2 separate regions of the Homo sapiens genome follow, and region 1 is linked to region 2. The links are chromatin loops, found by intact Hi-C in ENCODE. Cell type or tissue: heart right ventricle. All regions are shown on one strand. Each heading gives the region's core, and the rest is flanking DNA. Links, peaks and the distances in the headings are about the cores only. Region 1 has its middle 110 kb from the start of MIR6078. Region 2 has its middle 18 kb from the start of MIR6078.

Region 1 (5,389 bases), core at 87-5,086, 130 kb after region 2:
GAGAATCAGTGTTGAGCAGGAAGCTCCTGCTGCCCATTGTGTTCTCGGTAACAGATTTCCCAGGTCCACTGGGCTCATTGTCTCATTACCAGTTGGTTCAAAGTGTGACGAGCTGACCCAGCAATGCCGTTCAGGAAGCTCAAGAACCACCCGACTGCCTCACAGCTCTCAGCTTATGCCATGTGGGACCTTGTGTAGGTTGGGCTCAGGCAAGAACTGAGGGCCTCAGTTTGTCAGCTGTGAAATAAGTGAGTAGTTCTTTATTCTGACGTGCAGAATCCTGGCCCCATCGGATTGTCCTGTCAGCCTATTTCCTTCAATCTATGGTCAAACATGCCCCACCATCACCTCTATTAAGGTTTTTTTAATTCCAAGGGATAAATTTCATTTATTTCAGGACTATATATATATATGTCCTGAATATATAGATATATATATAGCCCTGAATATATGTATATAGTCCTGAATATGCATATACAGTCCTGAATATATATATATACACACACACACGCACACACACATATATATGTATATACCCTACCATTACTCTCTTATAAAATTTTGGTGTGCCCTCCATTTAAAAAAAAAATATATATATACACATACATACATATATGCATATAACTATTGTGTGAATGTGTGCAAGATTCACTGAAAGAAACATTACTTTTTTTACTTTCTCTTAAATACAAATCCACTTTTATTTGGAGGCTCAGTGTGAAAAGTCAGCCCTATGACAAACATGAAAACCTGCCCCATGACCTCCAAGTGGAATCCCTGCTTTTGTCCTCATTCATTTTTCCTCCAAGGGCAGTTACCATCTCAGTGATTGTTACAGTGGTGTATTGTCTAAATTTCTATTTCTTTCAAATGACATAAGCCTGTTGCCTTATAAGAAAAATATGAAGGCAACAGAGCAGATCCCCCTTGAGATTGAATAGAATTCTATCTTCTTTGCTTGTTTATGCAATGAGAATGAAGTTGGCATTTCCCTGAGGTCGGATGCAGAGGTTGGGCATAGGAGGTGAATACAGTCAAATTTTAACTTCGCATTCCATTGAATTTAAAATCTTGATGGTTTGCCTGAAGGTTATGCTCTCAGAAATGGAAGCTCTACCCTTCAGACCCTACTTATGTATTGCTATCTCCAAGGAATCAAGCTCTCACATTTCTAAGTCCTCTTTTCCACCTTTATTTATTTTCCTCTTTTTTTTTTTTTGCCTTAGCACTTATCACCTTCTCACATATTGTATGATTTACTTGTTTATTGTGTTTATTGATTGTTTTCTGTTTCTACCTTACCAGAAAGTCAATTCGACAAGAGCAGAGATCTTTGTCTATCTTGTTCTCCAGTGGAATCCAAAGTGCCTAGGATGATGCTTGGCATACAGTAGGAGCCTCATAAATATTCACCGAATGAATAAATGACACTTGTTTCTATTCTGGAAGACGTTTAAAATCCTGTGTATAAGCAAGAAATTGATTAGTTGCATTAGTTTCAGATAGACTGATTATTGGAAAAGTGGTCTCAGCCTCAGAAATCCTGTCTCAGAGGAATTCAACAGTGGTTATAAGGACAGTATTTTGGTACTATGGACACCTGTCCCCTAGAGACTGAATCGCAACCCACCAGGTTCATAGAAAAAGGAAGTCCTTAGTAAGGCATGGGAATCTCACCCTGTGTTCAGCGGTGGGGACACCCAGATGATGATGACATACCAGGGCTGTCAGACAGCACCTCTGTAATATCGATGACAGTTTCCATTTTTGCCTTCGTCTCTGCAGGGTGCCGTATCCCATGGGTGCCTTCGCCAATGGTTTCCCAGTTCACTGTCATTGAGCTGGTCACATGCAAACCTTGAGCTTTCGCTGATTCCCAAGAGACTCTCCTTGTTAGGCTGTAACAACAAGCAGCATTAGACGGAGTCCTGAGAGGCAGGCTGTGAGGACAGGAGAACAGCATGGACGTTCTACCTCCAGGACACCTTTCACAGAACCAGCTTCGGAGTTTGTTGTGTGACGATTTTAATTTGTTTTTAAAGGTGATGTTGATGTTCTGGTTATGGTGAATCCTAGTTCTATAGGAAGTTATAGACTTATCATCACTCCAGTAATTGCCAAAAGTGGCAGCTGATAGTGTGAGAAAGTGGCAATTTTGGCAGCAATTTAACTGGATAAGATCTGCAATGACTCTAGCAGGTAGGTAACAGAGTGAAAGCACTTCCTTGTTTCTCAAACCACTCAATGTATGATGTCCGCTGCTTATCAGATTCCTAATTCAATGGTGTTTTTCTTCTACATAGTTTTGCATTCAAACTCGGTCGGTAAACATGTAATCCAATATCCCACATTTTGAGAATAGACTGAAATTGAGAAACAAAACGTAGAAAATCAATTATGACAACATCAAGAGTTTAATGGGATTTCTCATTCAAACTAAAAATACAAAGTTCAGGGGATCCCTGGAACTTCTTCCATTTAACTTTAGGGAGTTCCATTTTTATGCCATCCCCTCATCAGTTTTCTGTGTTTTGATATTGATGCATTATCCTCATTGAAGCCTGCAGTTTCACTGGATATGTGCCACATTGTGGTGTTTTGTTTGCCTTGGTTACATTTAGCCATAAAGATGATGGAATGATGAACCAATTCAGATTATTTCTTAAGATGCAACTGGAACCCTCCTAATTTTGAAGACAGAAAAATGTAAAAGGTCTTTATTGGCTTTTGATCCTGATTTATGGTCTCATAAAGTTCTAACAGTTTCACCATGTTTCAGAGAAGTATTTGAAAAATATTAAAACAAAACTTGATTTCTTTAATCTTTTTTCCTGTAATGGCTAAGAAAGTTCAACCAAATTTGAAAATAACATTTCCAGCAAGTAATAGGGTCCTCTGTTAACTTTTTTTATCTTTTTTTCTTTTTCTTTTCTTTTCTTTCTTTTTTTTTTTTTTTTTTGAGACAGAGTCTCACTTTGTGGCCCAGGCTGGAGTGCAGTGGCGCGATCTCAGCTCACTGCCACCTCCGCCTCCCAGGTTCAAGCAATTCTCCTGCCTCAGCCTCTGGAGCATCTGGGATTACAGGTGTGCACCACCATGCCTGGCTAATTTTTGTATTTTTCATAGAGATAGGGTTTCACCATGTGGGCCAGGCTGGTCTCAAACTCCTGATCTCAGGTGATCCCTCCACCTCACCCTCCCAAAGTGCTGGGATTACAGACGTGAGCCACTGTGCCCGGACTGTTAACTTTTGAAGAAACTTCTTCTGGCAACTTTTTCTGAGATGAAATACTTTATTGAAACAATATAATTATGGAGAATTTGCTTGAACTTCAGAATTAAAGAGAAACAGACTTGAGTGCTTTCACTTGACAAAAAAAAAAAAAAAACAAAAACAAAAAAACAAAGGCAGTCTTTTCTTTTCCATGAATATATGATTTTCACAGCTTATTAACTTCTTTCTAAGCCTCAGTTTTATCATTTCTCATAGGTGGTGCATCTCCTGCATGGGTTCTCATTAGGATTAATTGAGATGATCTCTGTGGAGCATTTAGCACAGTTCCTGACAAAGGGGAAAAATTCAGGGGATGCCCCTCTTTTTATGTTAGAAAGCTGCTTGGTAAATTTACTGCAAAGCACTTTTGTGATTGTGAGGCGATTGTTATCATAGCATAAATATTACAACAGTATAATCATTTCCACTACATCTTCTAACTACACCAAAGGAAAATATAATGATTTTTTATTGCTGACATGTAGAAAAACTGATTTGTCTGTATATACTTTGCAACTGGTTGTCTCACTGACCTCTCTCACCACATCTATCATTTTTAAATATGTGGTTTCTTCATATTTTAACGCCTCTGAAATCAAGTCATGGTTTATAGTCAATGTCAGAAACCATGTGCTCTCCACAGCTGTCATTGGAGAAGATAGGTCCTGGCAGACCTGTCATTGCTGGGACATTGTTTTCATCTGGGCGTGGGAGCCGTCCATTCACTTGGCCATCAATGTGAGGTATCTCCATTGGTGGCACTTGGATGAAGTTGCAATTTAAATTAAATTTGGATAGAACATTTTTACTTGTCTGCAAAATGATTACAGATGATAATATATGGAGACAAAAAATGTATTATTTGTACAGTCAGTGCTTCTACATACCAATTGAATGTAGTACTAATTTGTAAATATCTCCAATAGATCATGCCATTGTTACATGCAGAGAGGTTGTTGTAACAGATTCATGCATCATGAGAGACTATTACTAGGTGCTAAATATCCATCTACAGTTTCCAATGTCTTCCAAGAAAAAGTTATTAACTTCTGTCCTGATGTAATTCAATGAAAACATAAATAAATCTACAGTCTTGATCAAACTGGAAATATAAAAAAGACTATTATTTTGAATAATTCTTGAAATTATACAGTTAATCCTAAAGATTATGACTACAGGTTACCAAAACCAACAAGTCCCCATGAAGATATGCAAAATTGCAAAAAACTGAACATCTCTCAGAAGAATCTCTAGACTATTAAATGAACATTGATTATGTCTTGCAGAGGAATGCAGTATACATTGTCTAGATAAACATTTTTATTGCCTTCCAGAAAAAAATGTATAAAATTATTTCAGTGTTTTATTTTTTTTCTATAATTGGCTATTATCAAAGTGATTTTATTTTATTTTATTTTATTTTATTATTTTATTTTATTTTATTTTATTTTTGAGACAGAGTCTCGCTCTTGTCACTCAGGCTGGAGCACAATGGTGCGATCTCGGCTCACTGCAATCTCTGCCTCCAGGGTTCAAGCGATTCTCCTGCCTCAACCTCCTGAGTAGCTGGGATTACAGGCCCCCGCCACCATACCCAGCTTATTTTTTTATTTTTAGTAGAGATGGGATTTCACCATGTTGGCCAGGCTGGTCTCAAACTCCTGACCTCAGGTGATCCACCTGCCTCAGCCTCCCAAAGTGCTGGGATTACAGGTATGAGCCACCGCCCCCAGCCTCAAAGTGATTTTAAATATTTGAATTGATTACATTTTGGAATCAAGAAATTGCAGCCATTTTCAGTTTTCGTTTTTGTCTTCTTCAGTTCTCTAGATAGCTTGACCCATTAGCCTTAGTGAAAGGGCAGCCCTGCAGAGAACTAAAAACATGGATTCCAGCATCAGAAGGCTTGTGTTTTAATCCTCACTCCAATACTCATTGTTACCTGATTATGAGACATTTGTGTATTGTTTTATTGTGGATCTTATCCCCCTATTAATTGGTGCTGATAATGCTTACACCCCAGATTATCATGTGATTGCAACCTTGCAATGTGGCTGAAACCACACCGTTTTCAGTTTCAAAAATAAAACATATTGGATTGCAAGCAAGTGAGAA
Region 2 (5,389 bases), core at 93-5,092:
TTAAATGAGTCTTTCAGTCTTTATGAAAGTGAAACCACCTTTGCAAAATAACTGAGGAAATTATGACAGTCCAAGGAATCAGACCTAACCGACCCTATCTTGCTTCTAACCCTTAAGCTGTCCTTGTTCATTCCTCGGCGTAGGCCGAACTAACTTTGGGAAGGAATTCAGTTCATGGTTTGACTCTGAAACATAATTGATAACAGCCCTTTCCAGAAAAGAACCCCTTCTTGCCTGGGGACCAGTCTGCCTCTGCAGGACTAACAAATTAGCTACAAGGTTAGAAATTACAATATAGGGGTCATGCAGCCTCTGGCTCCAAGACTCTGAACCTCCTCGAATTGCTCCTGGGGATAACATCACTATTGTAAAACCTATAATCAGTGCTTGAGATATGTTGCAGATCCTGCACCTCCATGGATCAGCTGACACCACCCAGAACAGTCATCTGGCCCAACCAGTTCTGCCACCCCACCCAGGAACAGAAGACAGCAAGAAAACCTCACTATGACCCTCTATGATTCCATCTCCAACCTGAGCAATCAGCACTCCCCACTTCCCAAGCCCCTACTCACCAAATTATCTTTAAAAATTCTGATCCCCGAATGCTCAGGGAGACTGATTTGAGTAATAGTAAAACTCCGGCCTCCCACAAGGCGGGCTCTGCGTGAATCACTCTTTTGCCATTGCCATTCCCCTGTGTGGATAAATCGACTCTGTCTAGGCAATGGGCAGGGTGAACCCATTGGGCAGTTACAAAAGCAACCGAGGATTCCCAGCAAAAGATAATGTGGAGAGTATTCCCTCCCACCCAGGGTACCCTGTTCTCTTCATCCTGTGTGCCCTTGTTCCATCACTGAAATCCAGACCTTTGGTCTTAAAAATAAAAGCCAGAAATTAGCTACCAAATGTTGGCAGTTTTATAAGCTACAAGAAAGCAATAGGCTGCTCTTAAGTTTGCATTTTGTGTCAGATATTGGCTAGGGTTAAAGGTTCAAGTAAATTTTATGCCTTCCACTATTTTGTTAGGGTGAGGAGACAATATTTCTAGCACTTTTCCAATGATCAACTAAATATGACATATTTATGCATGAAATTTCTTGCCTCTGGATTTAATGAATATGACTTTTAATCCTAAGGATGGTTTTATCATCATCTAGCCAAGATTTCACGTTTTCGCTGCTTCTGTCCGAGTGGTCAAGGAAAAGATAAATGGTAAATTGAAGGTTTAAAATAATGATTTTGTCAGTAAATCAGTAAATACTCCATATTTGATGGTGGCTATGACTTTGAAAAATTTTAAAGTTTGTGTTGAAAAAATGTGGCTCTTCTTCGTCTTGCACTTTTTTCTTCTGGGTAACAGTAAGATAACATTTTTTTTTTTGAAACAGAGTATAGCTCTGTCTCCAGGCTGGAGTGCAGTGGCATTGATCTGTACTCACTGCAACCTCTGACTCCTTGGACAAGTGATTCTCCTGCCTCAGCCTCCTGAATAGCTGGGATTACAAGCACGCACCACCACCCCCAGCTAATTTTTGTATTTTTAGTAGAGACATGGTTTCACCATGTTGGCCAGGATGGTCTCGATCTCCTGACCTCGTGATCTGCCTGCCTCGGCCTCCCAAAGTTCTGGGATTACAGGCGTGAGCCACCGCGCCCGGCCAACATTATTAGTTTTTAATCACAGCAATTTTTGTTAGTAACAAATTTAAACATACATAGTCCTTTTGCTCTCTAGCATCTACAATACTCTTGGTTCAGGATTTAAGAGGTGTTACACCCAGATGTGACTGTCCTACGTGTGTGCTCAAGGCTACATTAAGAATTTTTTTCTCTTTCCTGCCACATCTTTTCTTCACCCTGTGTTTGCCTGTGCACCTGCCTCTTCTGGAAGCAGCTATGAGGACAGGGTTTCCCCATCACCCGTGCTCACAACCCCACACAGTGCCTCCCATAGAGTGGGCTTAGTCCATTTTCACTTGCAAAAGAAAACACACTGGCTCCTCTGTGTAATTCTGAATTTTAGAGGAGATCTTAATTCAGTAAATTACTATTACGTTTTGAACTTGAATAATGAATGTAAGAAAAACTGCAGTGCATGAGACAGGAAAGCTACTCCCTCTCCACTGATAAATACTTATCACTTGGAAATAAAATTTTTAAGCAATCAGAAGGAGACTTCATGTAGAAAATGGGCCTGGCACTGTTGTCCTGCAATGGAAACGGAGGCTTTGTCTCCAGGGTTCCAGGAAATGTTTCGAGTTAACTCTAACAAGGCCATATTCTAAGCATAAAAATTTAATGACGATACATAATTTTAACAAGTCTGAAGTCACTGATTAAAGAAAATTAAAATGGTGTGTATGGTAGGTGCCTTAACTCTCCTTAGAATATAGAAGATTATTGATACTGCAATGAAAAAAATGGCTATCCTGTTTTTAACCTTATTTTTTAAAAGAAAAACTGAACAACATGTTTGACATTTGCCACCACTTTTGGGTTTAGTTTTACAAGGTTATTAATCACAGCACACTTTGATACTGGGGGAAAGAGGATTGGAGTTGAAGTAGAAAAGCTAAGGCCAAGCCATTCCAAAATAATGAGACTTCTCTTTCAAATATGATTTTAATTATAAAGCTATCTCTGACTTTCTGCAGTATCAAAACTTGGTTTTCTTGGAACTCAGATTATACTAAGAAAAAGGCACAGAGTCAATCAAAGATACACAAACCCACTTCCTCTGAAGATGTAATCACACAGTCCGCACCTCACTGTGGGCCTGCCAGCCCCATGCCCAGGGCCCTGGCTTCTCGATGACCAAGCTTTGTAAGAGCCCCAGAGTTTCCCATTGGTGCACACTGCCCAAGGTAGAATGAAAGGGAAAATTCCAAAGAGGCCAGAGAAGTATTTTCTTTTTCATTGAGAAGAAGAAAGTCATCTTAAAGTTGCATTTACTTTTTCCTTCATGAAAAGCAAACACAGAACAAAACAGAAACAGAATCAAAATCAAACCAAAAAACCCGGGGAGAGAACTTGACGTCCTGGGGCAAAACCTGAAGCATCTCAGTCATTCCTCCAGCAAAAGAAGAAAAGTCAGAAAGAATCCCTGAAAACAAATCCTAATACAGCCATGTGCGTGGTTGGCCTCTGCCCACAGGGCTGCAGCCTGGCTTGGGGATAAGCCTTTTGATGTATGTGGCTTTCTTAAAAACAAGGAAATCCTGTTCTGCTAAAAAATGTCCAGTTGCTGTGGTTCTAAGAAATTAAGTAGCCTTGACTAAGTCAATTCTATATTATTTTAGTTAAAAGAGAAAAAAGAAAAACTTCAATCACAATGGAAGCATTTAATCTCATTGATTATTTAATCAAAATATATTTAAGTCATACGGAGGACCAGTTAGCTAGCTAGAAAGATGAGCAGTAATCTTATGGGTTGAGGAAAACAAAAACAGAAGAGGAATAATTTGGGTTTCCTCATCCTAGTCAAGTTTTCTTTTCCTTTGAAAATGCTGTATTAGCATTTAAGGGAGTCCGGTCTTGGTTCTCCCATTTTATGCTAAAGTTAATTAAATTTTGTCTTTGTATCTAATTATAAATGTCACAAATAACTTTTTAGTAGCTAAAAGTAGTTCCACTGCAAATCCCTATATTTTCTGTTAATAGTGATATTAACTAAATAATAGAGATGTTTATCAGGATAGTAGCTATGTGTTTAGGCAAAGCTGTTACCCAAATAAGTTACAAGCGTCTTGATGTAGGTTTTGCTCATGAGCATGTTTTTCACTCAGATAAAGCAAGTTACTTTAAAAGGTGAGCCCATTTTGCTAAAATGACTCCCAGAAATCCATTCAAACAATATCATATTTCTGAATGTGAAACCCTTTTATTGTTATTATTTTAATTTTAACCCTTTTATTATTATTACTTAATTATAATTTGAAGTAAGCAGTCTTGCTTACTGACGTATGTGTCTGAGTAACTTTTCAGTTGTGTTTATCTAATAACCTTTATGGGAAAGGAATCTTTTTGCCTAAAATTGTAGTTAGCCAGAGAAATGTTTAAAGGACAACCAAAATTTACATATATTATAAATATTATATATATTGTAATAATATTTACACATGTAATATTTGTATATATAATAGTATTTACATATACACTATTTGTGAAAGAAAAATATCTTGGGCCCCCAAATTATCCCTCATTAAGCTAAAAGGATAATTCAAGCTGGGAATTGCTTAGGGCAAAGGTGCTTTCCCTTCTATTCTCTCAGCTCATTGAGATAAATGCATATCTGATTGCCTCCTTTGAAAAGGCTAATCAAACACTCAAAAGAATAAAACCATTTGTCCCTCACCTACCTGTGACCTGAAAGCCCCCTCCTCACTTCCAGTAGTCCCACCTGTCTGGACTGAACCAATGTTCATTTTACATATGTTGATTAATGTCTCATTTCTTCCTAAAATGTATAAAAGCAAGCTGTGCTCTGACCACCCCTTGAGCACATGTCATCAGGGCCTCCTGAGGCTGTATCATGGGTGCGCATCGTCATCCTTGGCAAAATAAACCTTCTAAATTAACTGAGACATGTCTCAAATTTTTGGGGTTCACAGGTTTATACATATATTATATACTATATACACTATATTATATATTAGATACACTCTATTAGCTCTTTGGGCAGAGCTAAGATAGAAGAAGAGAAGGAGTTTTGGAAGCAGAGGGGTAGGAAATAATGGAAGTGATCTAAGAATAGCTAACATGGGAAGTTCAGAGAAATGAAGAAAACTAGTATGAAGATAAGACCATGGTAAGTTTCAGCTGAAGAGAAGTCGGATTTGGGATTGGTGATACGGTGGTATAGTTTGTTGTTTTGTTTTGTTTTGTTTTTTTTAAGATATTAACTAGGAACGGTTTTCCCTGTCTCCTCTCCTTCCTTCCCCCATTCTCAATCTGCCAGCCGCCCCTCTGTGGGGGTCGCAGGGATGGTGGGAAACACAGCAAGCCCAAAGAAAAGCCTTTGAATCCCTCATAGGCTTTGAGTCCTCAAGGCCTGAATCCACCAAGCTGATTGTTCCAGAAGTGCCAGCAGGAAATGCCTGGGATCCCCTCAGAGAGACCAGAAGAAGGAAGGAGGAGCGTGGTCAGGAAGAGGCCCTGTGGGCTGGGAAGAGGGGCGGTCTTCCTCAGACGGGTTCTCCGTCAGCAGACCACCCAGCCGCAGCTGTTTCCCTGCAAGCATCATCTGTGATTCCAGTGAGTTCTCACCAGGGAGGTGTTTTTGCCTGGGTTCTAGCGTCCCAGGGAAAGGTTTTGCAAGGCAAGATAACTAGGTCATCGTTCCTGCCGCATAATCCAATCAGATAGTCTTTTCTGACCCACCAAAGTG

The links. A loop is a pair of places that touch in the nucleus more often than their neighbours do. Peaks named below come from ENCODE experiments on the same cell type or tissue, not always from the same donor. Only the 100,000 strongest peaks of a DNase experiment are listed, where the experiment ranks them.
Region 1: it touches region 2 in a loop (28-fold over the local background); 1 of 110 quality-filtered maps calls a loop at or near these places.

The regions. Positions count from the first base shown.
Region 1 is chr10:4,096,768-4,102,156 of GRCh38, forward strand. No RefSeq gene overlaps it. Among named protein-coding and RNA genes, the nearest start is that of MIR6078, 110 kb to the left of the region's middle. RefSeq lists an enhancer at 1,083-2,282. In heart right ventricle, for the core only: no CTCF peak of the experiment used is centred there; no DNase peak of the experiment used is centred there.
Region 2 is chr10:3,970,072-3,975,460 of GRCh38, forward strand. No RefSeq gene overlaps it. Among named protein-coding and RNA genes, the nearest start is that of MIR6078, 18 kb to the right of the region's middle. In heart right ventricle, for the core only: no CTCF peak of the experiment used is centred there; no DNase peak of the experiment used is centred there; H3K27ac peaks cover 1,392 bases.